Regions from separate parts of the Homo sapiens genome. Here region 1 is linked to region 2. The links are chromatin contacts, found by Hi-C or POLR2A ChIA-PET in ENCODE. All regions are on one chromosome and are shown on one strand. Each heading gives the region's core, a stretch centred on a gene start or an enhancer-like site at or near the end of the contact. The rest is flanking DNA. Distances are from core to core; before and after follow the strand shown. Region 1 overlaps LAMC1 (laminin subunit gamma 1). Region 2 holds the start of SHCBP1L (SHC binding and spindle associated 1 like).

Region 1 (6,617 bases), core at 3,982-6,481, 120 kb after region 2:
AATGAATTTGTAGTTGACAATAATTTGTATTCATTTTCTGACTTATTCTAGTTTAGGGTCATATGTGGCTGGAGCCTATCCCAGCAGCTCAGGAACCAACTTTGCTAGGATGCCATTCCACTGCAGGGTGCACTCACACACACCCACGCTCACTCAGACTGGAACCATCTAGACATGCCAGTTAACCTAAAGTGCACATATTTGGGATGTGCACATGGGGAAAATGTGCAAACTCCACAAAGACAGTGGCCCTGGCTGGGAACTGATTTTTTTTTTTCTTATCAGCATTATAACTGAACAGTGTTGAATGAAACAATGTTGAACAAAATGACACTACTTAAGGACCTGCTGTATTTGTGTATCTAAACATGCCAAAAGATAGGAAAAGGTACGGTAAAAATACGGTACTATAATTTATAGGAACACCATCTTATATGTGGTTCGTCTTTGACTGAAACATTGTTATGCAGTGCATGACTGTATGTATAGCGAGGGAGACAGAGACTGTATATATATAGAAAGAGATTTAAGTAATTGACTTATGTGATTGTAGGGGCTGGCAAGTCCAAAATCTGTGGGGCAGGCCAGCAGGCTGCAAATTTGGATAAGAATTGATGTTGCAATCTTGAGTCCAAAAGCTGGAAACTCAACCAGAATTTCTAGGTTGCAGTTTGGAAGCAGAATTCCTTCTTCTGGAACTTAAGTCTGCTATTAAGGCCTATGACACATTGGATGAGGCCCACCCATATTATGGATTTGTTTTACTCAGAGCCTACTGATTTAAATAGGTTAATCACATCTAAAAATGCTTTAAAAGCAATGGCTAGACTGGTGTTTGATCAAGCAGCTGGATACCGTAGCCTAGCCAAGATGACACATGAGATTAATTGTCACGTGTATATTTTTGATTATAATTTTTGAAACATTAATATTTTAAAATTAAGTTTGATTCAGTGTGAATATGTCTTTGGAAGTCTGGAGCTCTGAGAAGAATGACAAGTAGTTGTTTACTTTGAGAGGCAAATGGTATTGAAAGAGCCAGTGATTTGCAGCTGGGTGATTTGGGTTCAAATAAATTCCAGCTATGCCATTTACAGTTTGTGTGACTTTGGTCAGGTTTCTTGAACTTGAGTCTCAATTTCCATGTTAATAAAATAAGGTATTACTTTATCAAGCTACTTTAATAAGCGAGAGAATGCTTGTAAAACTCCCACTGAAGTGACTGGCATATAGTGGCATTTAATACATGATAACGCATTATTGTCATAGTGATTATCATTATAAGCTTAGGTTTATATTACAAAGTTTTTTATTTCCCTTTATATCTTTTAAACTATATCCTTTTACCAAGTGTACTGTACTTTCTGTAGTTTGTGGGAAAAATTGAATCAAAATCTAGCATTCTCAACTTTAGAGTTCTTTTTTCTAAGAATGTTGTAATTGAACAACTAAAAGAGACAATTGACATTATGCCATCAGAGGGTTGGACGAAGGTTAACTGAGGTATCCTGAAAAGCATCTGCCATGCTGGAGAGGATGTGGGGAAATAGGAATGCTTTTACACTGTTGATGGGAGTGTAAATTAGTTCAACCATTGTGGAAGACAGTGTGGTGATTCCTCAAGGATCTAGAACCAGAAATACCATTTGACTCAGCAATCCCATTACTGGGTATATACCCAAAGGATTATAAATCATTCTACTATAAAGACACATGCACACATACGTTTATTGCAGCACTGTTCACAATAGCAAGGACTTGGAACCAACCCAAATGTCCGTCAGTGATAGACTGGATAAAGGAAATGTGGCACATAAACACCATGGAATACTATGCAGCCATAAAAAAGGATGAGTTCATGTCATTTGCAGGGACATGGATGAAGCTGGAAAGCATCATTCTCAGCAAACTAACACAGGAACAGAAAACCAAACACTGCATGTTCTCACTCATAAGTGGGAGTTGAACAATGAGAACACATGGACACAGGGAGGGGAACATCACATACTGGGGCCTTTCAGGGGGTTGGGGGCTAGGGAAGGGATAGCATTAGGAGAAATACCTAATGTAGATGACAGGTTGATGGGTTAATGGGTGCAGCAAACCACCATGCACATGTTGTGTACCTATGTAACAAACCTGCACATTCTGCACATGTATCTGAGAACTTAAAGTATAATTTAAAAAAAAATGTAAAGAAAAGCATCTGCCACAGAGCTTGGGCCAATAAGTTTGGTTTATTGTGTTTTAGTCATTGGTATATAGCTTTTCTGAAGTTATGCATTACAGTTAATTACATTCTAAGAGTGCATTATAAGGTTAATTTCTTGTTTTGATACCAGGGTTTGTTAAAAAGGAACAATATTTTCTAGAAAAGCTTTAAAGTAGTCATATTCTTACAGATTTTAAATCTAGGACTTTGTCTAACTATTGATGATTTATTGAGTAGCTCTGGGATTTTTTTCAGAAATTAAAAAAAATCTTTCATCTGTACAATTTTTCAGTTTTGTTTAGAATTCTTTTTTTGTCATTGCATTTTTAAAGCACTCATTTTAATTTAATAAAACGATGAGTGTGTCTCCTAAAGTTGACCACACAACTGCAAATTGTATTTTTTGCATTTCTTTGTTGGCAGTAGTAGTTTCCTATTGGCTGTTCTGTACTTATATATATAGATATACATATATATTTTTGTTGTTGTTGTTGTTGTTGTTGTTTTTGAGAGACGGAGTCTCGCTCTGTCACCCAGGCTGGAGTGCAGTGGCAGGATCTTGGCTCACTGCAACCTCTGCCTCCCAGGTTCAAGTAATTCTCCTGCCTCAGCCTCCTGAGTAGCTGGGACTACAAGCGCACGCCACCACATCCAGCTATTTTTTTTTGTAGTTTTAGTAGAGATAGGGTTTTACTGTATTGGCCAGGCTGGTGTCAAACTCCTGACCTCGTTATCCACCTGCCTTGGCCTCCCAAAGTACTGGGATTACAGATGTGAGCCACCACGCCTGGCCACTTGTCAATATATTTAAAAATTTTTTTATTTTTGGCTTGTCAGTATTGACCTTAATATTTGTAGTATTGGGAGTATCATGATAGCAGAAAGGACTTTGGAAAATCTATTATTAGAGGGCTTCACATGGGTGCTTCTGTAATAAAATGAATGGTGAAAAGAGACTTAACCATTTATAGTTGTTGGCTTCGGATAAATCTCCCAGAAAATAAGTGGATTGGAGTCCATTAACCCAAGCTTCCCAAAGCATAATGGGAGTTGAGCTTAGGGCCTGTTTCCTAGTGAGTGACCTACTGAGGCTTAGGGGCTAGATCAAAAGGATCTGGTAGTACTGAGTTTCTTAGTACCAAATTGAAAATGGATTTCTTTTTTTTAAAAAAGGCCTTTGTTACAATCTTATTGCCTGAGATGATGTAACATGTTAATGGGTTATCCATTTTGTATTGTTTTTTTTTGTGTGTGTATGTGTGTGTGTAAAGAATACACACAATCTCAATGCTGAAATGAATTTGAAATGTAAACTAATTATTTTCAAGTGCATAGGATATTACAGTCTAAGGTAAGAAACAGTAAGCTAGTACTCATTTGTTGTGCTAAGCAAATTACTAATTATTTAGGTGAGCATGAAGAAGAAAACCAAACCAGAAAGGTTTAGGGATATTAATGTTCTTCAAATTAGTTAAGAAAGTTAGCAGCAGCCACTGAATGAGGACCTACTATGTGTAAGCATATTTTATGCTCATTTTCCTCACAAGAACTCTATGAAGTAGATATCAAATTATTGCAGGTCTCTAATTGCATATCCAGCACTCAAGGCAAGAGGTGTTTCACAATTCATGACTTTTTTAGGTTTTTAGAAAAGTGACACATGGGCTGGGCACGGTAGCTCATGCCTGTAATCCCAGCACTTTGGAAGGCTGAGGTGGGTGGATCCATGAGGTCAGGAGATTGAGACCATCCTGGCTAACATGGTGAAACCCCATTGCTACTAAAAACACAAAAAATTAGCCGGGCATGGTGGCGGGCGCCTGTAGTCCCAGCTACTTGGGAGGCTGAGGCAGGAGAATCGCTTGAACCCAGGAGGCGAAGGTTGCAGTGAGCCGAGATCGCGCCACTGCACTCCAGCCTGGCAACAGAGCGAGACTCCATCTCAAAAAAAAAAGAAAGAAAAGTGACACAGGTATATACTTTATATCAGTGGTCCCCAACCTTTTTGGCACCAGGGACTTGTTTTGTGGGAGACAGTTTTCCACTGTTGAATTCTGCCTGGAGTATATGTTTTAAAATTCAATATGTAACTTCATATTACAGACTCTCTACTGTACCTGCTATATTGTGTATTACAACAACATCTGAACTCAGTGAATGGTTTTAGGTTCATTGTCAGGACTCTGGGTCCATTTATATGGCATATAAGCATTTTAACTTGTTTCTTGCCATATTTTCAAAACAGCCTTGTGTATGTCTGGGAACAATAAATAGGGAGTTTCATTATCACTGTTGTGCTAATGCATGTTTAAAGTTAGACAGATGAGTAGCTGTTCATCAATATATGTAAAACCTAGAGAAATGATTAGCTATTCATCAATATATGTAAAACTTAATTATTAAAAAAATGTAATGTCCTATGTCTGTGCACTGGGAGATCCAGGAAAGGTAAAAGTTAAGTCATTATCCTCAAGGAGATTACAGTCTAGTTGGAGGTGTATATTATACTATTTATTCTGTTGTTTCAGTGGGATTTGTTGTGGGAGAGAAAGGTAAGTTAAACAGAAAGCCTGAAGAGAGGTCTGGGTGTCCAGTGTGTCAGGGAATGCCTCCTTCTTGTAGCATCCAACCAGATTGTTTTGGGAGTTAGAAATGTAATGCAGTCAGTCCCCCAACTTAAAGAAATACAGCCCAGACCATCTGGTATGTCACAGTTGTGTGGTAACAGCAGTAAGGAGCATCGGCTGAGTCTGAGGGGAGAGCTGGGTGCTCCTTGCACCTCCCTGGCCCTGGCAGGTCTCTTTGCTGATCTTGTGCTGCTTTCTGAGGAGCCTGTTTTTAGAATGCTTCTCCAGGTAGCCAGCACCAGTGGACCATCATTGAAGTAGGAGTGGGTGTTGAAAGAGATAGGGAGGGCATTCCAGGTAGATAGTGTGGACAAAGGCACCAAGCCTGAAAAAAGAATGGCCCGGTTGAATAATTTTAAGTAGTTTGAGATGGCACAGTGCCCGGCACACAGTCTCTTCATAAATGATTACTCAAAGATTGAGTGAGTGGACAGATGAATGAATGGGCTAGATTGTGGCATGTGCGTGGAATTAGGTAAGAGATTCTTAGACTTGATCATAATTGCCTAGTAAATCATTCTTCCATAGCCCTTTTATAAGGTAAATACCTAGTCATAAAGTTCAATCTGTGATTCACTAGTTATATTTGCAAATTATTTAGTCTCTGGGCCTGTTTCCTCACCTATAAACAAGGTAGTTAGGCTTGAGAACTCCTCTATTCCTTCCATCTTTAGAATAGCTATGATTTTAAGTAAAGGGACAGGGACCAACTAGTGCTTCTGTTGGGGGTTCAGAGCTGAACCTCTTCTGCTGTCCTGGCTCTTTAGGCATCTCTCTGGCCTGTCACAGAGGTTGGATGACTGGGATGCCTTGTGGATGCCCAGATGTTCCTGGGATACTTCCAGTTTTGTGGGTGATGGTAATGTCTGTGTGTTCTTCCTTTGTCATCTGGGCCGTGATTTGAAGGATATACTACCATTTGTATTTAATGTCTAGGGTGGTGAGATAAGAGCTCCTATTAGATTTTTTAACTAGAAATGGAATAAATGCTGTATCTAGTTAATAATTAGGAAAACTTTACTCATATTTTTTATTTGGGGCTTAAGGAGAAAATAAACTTTAATTTAGGGATTTTTTTTTTCCTGCTTGAATTCAGTAGGGTCTTCCTCAAAATCTTAAATGGGAGTTCTCAGTTCCCCTTGTAATGTCAACCTCGGCAAATTTCTTCTGTTGATATGGAAAGAATTGTTGGACAGGTGGTAAGGGTAACTGAGCAGTGGGTAGGGATGAGTTCAAAGAAGAGAAATCCTACAGACGATGGTTGGTTGGATGATAAATATGAAGGATTGTGTGCTGATGTATTCCCTGTGGTGGTCTGCAAGAGTGTGTGGGAGACATTTGTTCTCATTTCCTGTTTCATCACAGCCTGCCACCTGCTGTGTCGCTATACAAAGTAACATCACTTTTAAAGATTGCTGTTTAGGAAATCATGTTTTATATGTCAGGAAGCTGGGTTTTTTTTGTTTTTGTTTTTTTTTTTTTGAGTCCCATTAAAGACTGATCCAGGAAGCATCTCTCTATATGAAACTTGGTGTGTATGTGTGTGTTTGTGTGTGTGTTGACAACTTAGGAAATTGGTGATTGATGCAGAAAGGAAGACAATGAGTAACTTGGGATTGTGCCTGTATGGATGTTTTGTCTACACGTGGGTGGAGGAAAATACTTGATGCTGTGTTCTGTAGCTATTACCCTGTGGAGTTTCTCACTTGAAAATTGAAGCTGTGTCCAGATACAGCTGTAATTCAGAATAATAGCAAGCATAGTACTGTCTTTGTTTT
Region 2 (6,859 bases), core at 2,679-5,178:
CCACATAAAACCTGATTGAAAAAAAACCCACAAACTTATACTAAAAAAAAAAAAGTCATAAAGCCAGATGAAAACCATTTTTATCCAGATGAAAAAAATCCAGAGAAGTTGTGAAAGATCTCGGCAAAGCTACTCAAAGTCTGAAGATGAGCAAACCTCTACAAAACAGAGTACTACTGGCTGGGCATGGTGGCTCTGCCTGTAATCCCAGCACTTTGGGAGACTGAGGTGGGTGGATCACTTGAGGTCGGGGGTTCGAGACCAGCCTGGCCAACATAGTGAAATCCCGTTTTTACTAAAAACACAAAAATTAGCCGGGTGTGGTGGTACACGCCTGCAGTCACAGCTACTCAGGAGGCTGAGGTGGGAGGACTGCTTGAAACCTAGAGGAAGAGGTTGCAGTGAGCTGAGATTGCACCACTGCACTCCAGCCTGGGCAACAGAGTTAGACCTTATCTTGAAAAAAAAAGAAAAAGGAAAAGAAACAGTATTACTGAAATATTAACTAATAGAGTCTTATTGAAAAATTAACTAATCCCAATAATCTTTTACATTCCTTTGTAATCTCTGTGACTGAAAATATGGTATTCTTTTTTTTTTTTTTTTTGAGATGGGGCCTCACTATGTCACCCAGGCTCACTGCAACCTCTGCCTCCCAGGCTCAAGCGATCCTCCCACCTCAGCCTCCTGAGTAGCTGGGACCACAGGTGTGTGCCTGTTTTTCTGGTAGAGATGGGGTTTCACCATGGTGCTCAGGCTGGTCTCTAACTCCTGAGCTCAAGTGATTCACCTACCTTGGCCTCCCAAAGTGTTGGGACTACAGGCGTGAGCCACCACGCCCAGCCGCCATTCTTTATCTGTAAAACTGACACTGACTTTTCCACAGAACACATATTTTTAAATTGTTTTCAAGTAGTATATAATACAACAAGTTACATACATAAGTTTTTCTTGTATCCAAAAATACAGATTTAAACTAACTATCTGGGGTAAGGGTATCATTTGTGGTTATAAATATTAATTTCTATATAAGGATAATTGACCTTTAACAGAATCAAACATGCCACAATGTTTAGCCTACAGGCCTAACAAAGAAAAATCTTATTAGGGCCGGGTGCAGTGACTCATGCCTGTAATCCCAGCACTTTGGGAGGCTGAGTCAGGCAGATCACGAGGCCAGGAGTTCGAGACCAGTCTGGCCAACATGGTGAAACCCCTTCTCTGCTAAAGATCACAAGGTTAGGAGTTCAAGACCAGCCTGGCCAACAGGGTTAAACCCCGTCTCTACCAAAGATACAAAAAATTAGCTGGGCATGGTGGCATGCGCCTGTAATCCCAGCTACTCGGGAGGCTGGGGCAGGAGAATCGCTTGAACCGGGGAGGCAGAGGTTGCAGTAGCCGAGATCACACCACTGCACTCCAGCCTGGGCGACAGGACGAAACTCTGTTTCAAAAGAAAAAAAAAAGAAAAATCTTATCAGATAAAGGCTTGGAAGATATTATACTAGAAGGGTACTTTTTTTTTTTGAGACGGAGTCTCACTCTGTTGCCCAGGCTGGAGTGCAGTGGCATGATCTCAGCTCACTGCAAGCTCCGCCTCCTGGGTTCACACCATTCTCCTGCCTCAGCCTCCCTAAAAAGGGTACTTTTCAAAGGAAAAAAATTTCAAATTTTCCCAGTAGTTTTCTGATCCATTTCTTTTTTTTTCCTCATCTGAACTAAACTTCTTAATTCAGATAAATGAAGATTAAAGGGAAAAGACAGAAAAAGAAGGCCCAAGTTTGTTAAAGACTGAATCACTAATTTTATAAGAAATGCATTTTTGTTATTTTTACATTAGTTGAGCAAAAACTAGGCTAATAAATATTGTCTGATACTACTAGATTCCATTTAATGATAATGGTTTACAGGCACTAATATTCCCCTAACCTTCTTTTTACACTATTAATTTTCTCGGAAACTTAAAACAGAAGTAAAAATGTGTCAACTCTTGTGTATCAATCTCCAAATAATAAAGTCATATTTTAGTCTTTAAAAGAACTGATTCAAAAAGAACAAAGATCAAATAAAATTTATTTACCTCAACCAATATACCAACAAAAGGGATAGAAGCTTCTTCATATTTCACAAAGAATACACTGGGATTAGTCTTCCAGACTCCAAGCCATTTGTCTTTCAACTTTAATTTTTCTGATAGGTATTTACCCATAACTTCATCAGCATCTTCTGCCTAACAAGAGAAAAAATGGATCTACATATAAATATATGAAATTATAGATTTTAAACTAAGTGGTTTTTTTTTTTTTTACTGATTTCTATTTTAAAATGGAACCAATATAGCCTTAAATAATGAATGACCTGGAAAATTACAGATTTTAACTGAAACCGCATCTAGTGGAAAACATCACCAACAAAAAATTAAACTTAAAAGAGATCTATTCACTCGAATAATTCATAGATAAGACAGCTAGTTATTGTTTATGTCTTAATTTTCAACTTTTTATAAATATCACTGCAGTGAATATGCAGGTACACAAATTCTTCTGCTACAACTTAAAAAAATAGGTTAGAAACATGAAATATTTGCTCTATTCCGTTTTATCAGATATGTATTTTCTATAAAAGAAAGTCATGCCACCAGGCACGGTGGCTCATGCCTGTAATCCCAACACTTTGGGAGGCCGAAGCGGGCAGATTACCTGAGGTCGGGAGTTCGAGTCCAGCCTGACCAACTGGAGAAACCCCATCTGTACTAAAAAAAAATACAAAATTAGCCAGGCGTGGTGGCTCATGCCTGTAATCCCAGCTACTCGGGAGGCTGAGGCAGGAGAATTGCTTGCACCGGGAGGCGGAGGTTGTGTGAGCCGAGATTGCCCCACTGCATTCCGGCATGGGCAACAAGAATGAAACTCCGTCTCCAAAAAAAAAAAAAAAAAAAAAAAAAAAAAAAAAAAATATATATATATATATATATATATATATATATATATATATATATACACACACACACACACACACACACATTTATATATATATATACACACACATATATATCATGCCGCATTGTGGACTGCTGAGTGGGAAGTACCCTTAAAGTAATTTCTAGCATTCTAGTGTAAAAGTCAAGGCTAAGTGATCTTACTCATGTTTGGACATAAACTGTTAAATAAAGGTACCAAGATTCATGCCTGTGCAATGATAAGGCCAATATATCTTCATTTTTTAGGAGCTCTCAGAAAATTCTCTCTCAGGGCTGTCCCGTTACCTGACGAATTTTGTCGGAAACTCGAACCTTAACTCCTCTAGGGCAGGACGCGGGCACCTCTAACAAGGTGAACGCTCTATACATGTTGACTCCATTTACTTTTTTGAAACGCAAGTTTTCGTTGTGCCCTGTGGATCCCCATCCGCCTAAGAGGGAAGCCCCAGATGCCTGTCCCCAGGTTCCGACGAGCTTCCGACCGTAGTCTTCCTGTCCCGGATCCGCTCACCTTACAGTCCTGCAGCACTTCGTCGCAATACAGCGACACCTTCTCGTCCCGCCACATCCCCCTCATACGGGACACGCAGACTGGGGGCAGGGGCTGCGCCTCCTCTTCATCCTCAGGCACTGGCAGCAGGGGCTCCTCCGCCGCCGCCGCCGCCGCCTCTCCCGTGTCCTCGGCCTGAGCCGCGGGCAGGCGCTGGAGCCGCAGCCTGGCCGTCTCCCGGCCCGCTTTCCCCTTCACCGGGCGAGGGGAGGCCACCACCGACCGCACTGGGATCGCGGTGCCCTTCAGGGTGGTCGCGGCCGCCGTGTCCCCGGAGACAGCGGAGGCGGACTTCTCGCCTCGCCTGTCCGGGCTGATGGTGCGGAATGAGTCCGCGGGCACCGAGGCCTTGGAGCCCGACGCCATCTCCTCAGCAGCCCGAGGGCCGAGGCAGCCGTTGGCCACTTTTCCCGCCCTCGGCCGCTCTGGCCAATAGGCGCTCTGCGCTTCAGGCCCGCAACGAGCGGCTGCTCGAGGGCGTCCCGCCGGGTGGGGTGTTGCGGCTCTGGGAGGGATGTGAGGCGCGGCCCAGAGCTAGGGGGTGCGGGGCCTGCGGGTAGAGCGCGGGGTCCTGCGGACGCATTCAGGGTGCTGGGGGGCGCTGCTCAGAGCTAGGTGGGACAGGGCGAAGCGCCTGGGCTCAGGACAGGGGTGGGGGGGCCCGGGTCAGTGTTGGGTGCGGCTCCGTGCCGAACCCCCACCAGGTGCCGCACACACCAGAAGGTGCCAGACGAGCCCAACGCAATGGCTCTAACCCCAGCCCTCTGTCTCCCCCAGGGGAGGTTTCCTTAGGGTCCTCATACGTTTCAGGGTGATTATGAGTCACCTTCCAGGTCATCAGGACCTAAAAAAATGCTCCACCTACCACTCCACAAACAAAGCCTGAAAGAAAATTTATTTTCATACTGGGAGGTGACACTAACTGGAACCCTCTGGCTATTACTAGAGGAAACCCTAGTGACAAATCCAGCAACCTAGATTTCCCTTTTAGCCCCCACCTATTACAGGGTTCACCAAATAGGATTTCCTTTACATTTTAAATAGGACTTTCACTTTTTGCCAAGATGTGGTCATACCAAGGAGAAGTTAGTCTGTTTTCTTGTCTCTGTTGTGCTATTCAAAATTCTCACATAAAAGATTATATTATATAACTGTTAAACTGGACAACAACTTCCAGCTGGGAGTGATGTGTGCAAACTATGAACACTTTCACGATAAAAGTCTGTTCCAGATCATACATTTTGGAGAACAACAGAGACCACTCACTTCTGGTATTTTACTGTTGAATGTATATTGAGCCAATTGGAATTAACGTTTGTTCACAGTCTAGCTGTGAAATACTGCACTGAAGCTGACAGCTCCCAAGGAGAACAGCATTGGGAAAACACCTGCCTTCCTTCACACTCGTCTGGAAGAACACTATGTTAAATTCTGAGTTTATTTTGAGGAAAATATTAACATCATGTGGCTGGGCGCGGTGGCTCACGCCTGTAATCCCAGCGCTTTGGGAGGCCGAGGCGGGCGGATCACAAGGTCAGGAGATCGAGACCATCTTGGCTAACACGGTGAAACCCCGTCTCTACTAAAAATACAAAAAATTAGCCGGGCGCAGTGGCGGGCGCCTGTAGTCCCAGCTACTCGGGAGGCTGAGGCAGGAGAATGGCGTGAACCTGGGAGGCGGAGCTTGCAGTGAGCCGAGATTGCGCCACTGCAATCCGGCCTAGGCTAAAGAGCGGGACTCCGTCTCAAAAAAAAAAAAAAAAAAAAAATTAACATCATGTTACTGTAGTTTAGGGAATAATTACAACATGCATCATGTTTCAATTCTATTCTTACTTTATTCCTTTCGTTGAGTCCTGGACTTTGTTTATAACAATACTAACTGCATATTTCACTCACACACACACACACAAATGTTTTACTCTAGTGTTTCTTCAAAAGTTTGTTTTTGATAAATTATGGGTTTTTTAATTCTTAGGTTCTGAATAATAAAGACCACCTGTCCTGGGCCAAAGTTTAAAAACAGCAACAGCTCCCTTTTCCTCCAAAAGGCAAATACTTGTTAGAAATCTGTTACATGCCACACAATGCGTAGATGCCACAGTTATAGAGGTAAAAGACCAAATCCCTGCCCTCGTAATCCTAGTGAAAGATACAGATGGGTCAGTAGATGATTGTGTTTGGTAAGGACCATGCTTTTATTTATGTAAATACACATAAATACATACATATATATATTTATATACACACAAATAATTTGTATTTATTTATGTGTGTATATATATGCGTGTGTGTGTGTGTGTGTGTGTGTATATATATACACATATATTCCACATTGTAGGAGAAAAGGACCTTTCTTCTCCAAAGAAGGGATACTTAAGCTGAGTTTTTAAAACAACTTTTTTCTTTTTTTTTGCCTCCCAAAGAAATTTAGCTTGTTTCTCCCACCTCCTGTCTCCTCCAGGATGCTTTGACAAATGGAATACCACTGTCCCTTTTTCCTACAATGACTCCCTTCTCCCAACACAGAGCTCCCAATGCCCAGGCTCAAGATCGGCTTTCAGTTCCACCCATGGCCACTGCGTTTCTTGGTCATTCTTCAAGGGGTCTTTGTGTTCTCAACCTTCTGCCGCAATCCCAAGTGGAAGCTCTGTTGGCTCGCCCTCTAGTCCTCTTCCTGCTGAGCCAGTCTTCAACTAGGAATCACACCAGAGTCACCAGGACAAGGAAAGCTAGGCCCATCTGAAGGAGATTCTGGGCAGTGTGGTCTCAGAGGGCACAGTCTTTCTGGAGTCCCGTCTCTGGTTAAAAGGTAGGTGTCCCAAGAGCCAGAAGAGGTGGGGTCTGCTGGTGTTCTCAATGTCACCTATGATCAGGAGCTTTGCCAGTTCACTGGGGAAAGACCACACATGGTTGTTATAGGAGCCAAAACATCGGTATGTCCCTCTGTGGGTTGTGGTCACAGGACCAATGGGGAACTCCGCCTGGACATTCCCATATCTGCACTGTGTGCGGCTGGATCTTCCCTCCTGTTACCACCAGATCCAGAGTCACTGGGCTCCGACCAGAGCTCCCCAGCCAGATAGAAGCAGCTGTATAGCCCTGCTGTGCGGAAGGTCATGAGTAGGATGTGGAATTCAACTTTGTTAATCCATTCAGGGGGTTTTGGTCTCTCCATGGCAGAAAGGCTTCCTTCAAAGTACAGCTGGTATTCAACAGCCTCAGAATCTCCCCAGTGACAGATGGTCACCGGCTTTTCATTTGGATTCATGAACTGGGTTCAGCCCAGATGATGGGTTTTGGGAGAGTCTGCTGCTGAGCACTGATCC

What was found. A loop is a pair of places that touch in the nucleus more often than their neighbours do. ChIA-PET counts read pairs that join two places held with the same protein, here RNA polymerase II (POLR2A). Pooled maps may share reads with other maps.
Region 1: POLR2A ChIA-PET joins it to region 2 with 10 read pairs in activated CD4-positive, alpha-beta T cell. The contact joins the enhancer-like site here to the promoter of SHCBP1L in region 2. A Hi-C loop is called at or near these places in 8 of 168 maps with a recorded cell type or tissue (A673, B cell, GM12878 and 5 more), 27 of 37 single-sample maps with no recorded cell type and 10 of 50 pooled maps. POLR2A ChIA-PET finds 5 or more read pairs at or near these places in 4 of 52 experiments (BJ, GM12878, MCF 10A and 1 more).

What each region holds. Positions count from the first base shown.
Region 1 is chr1:183,064,785-183,071,401 of GRCh38, forward strand. The region is part of intron 1 of LAMC1 (laminin subunit gamma 1); the gene reads left to right. Among named protein-coding and RNA genes, the nearest start is that of LAMC1, 45 kb to the left of the region's middle. RefSeq lists enhancers at 6,016-6,085, 6,096-6,145. Within about 2 kb of position 5,232, at least 7 of the 41 ENCODE cell types and tissues checked have a DNase peak (open chromatin) inside an H3K27ac peak, as active enhancers do; they include A673, GM12878, OCI-LY7 and 2 more, where a contact is called at or near this core.
Region 2 is chr1:182,949,238-182,956,096 of GRCh38, forward strand. It overlaps SHCBP1L (SHC binding and spindle associated 1 like), which reads right to left and starts at 3,929. Exons shown (of 10, transcript NM_030933.4): 1 at 3,492-3,929; 2 at 2,081-2,230. The coding sequence starts at 3,896. It also overlaps the pseudogene LOC100271717.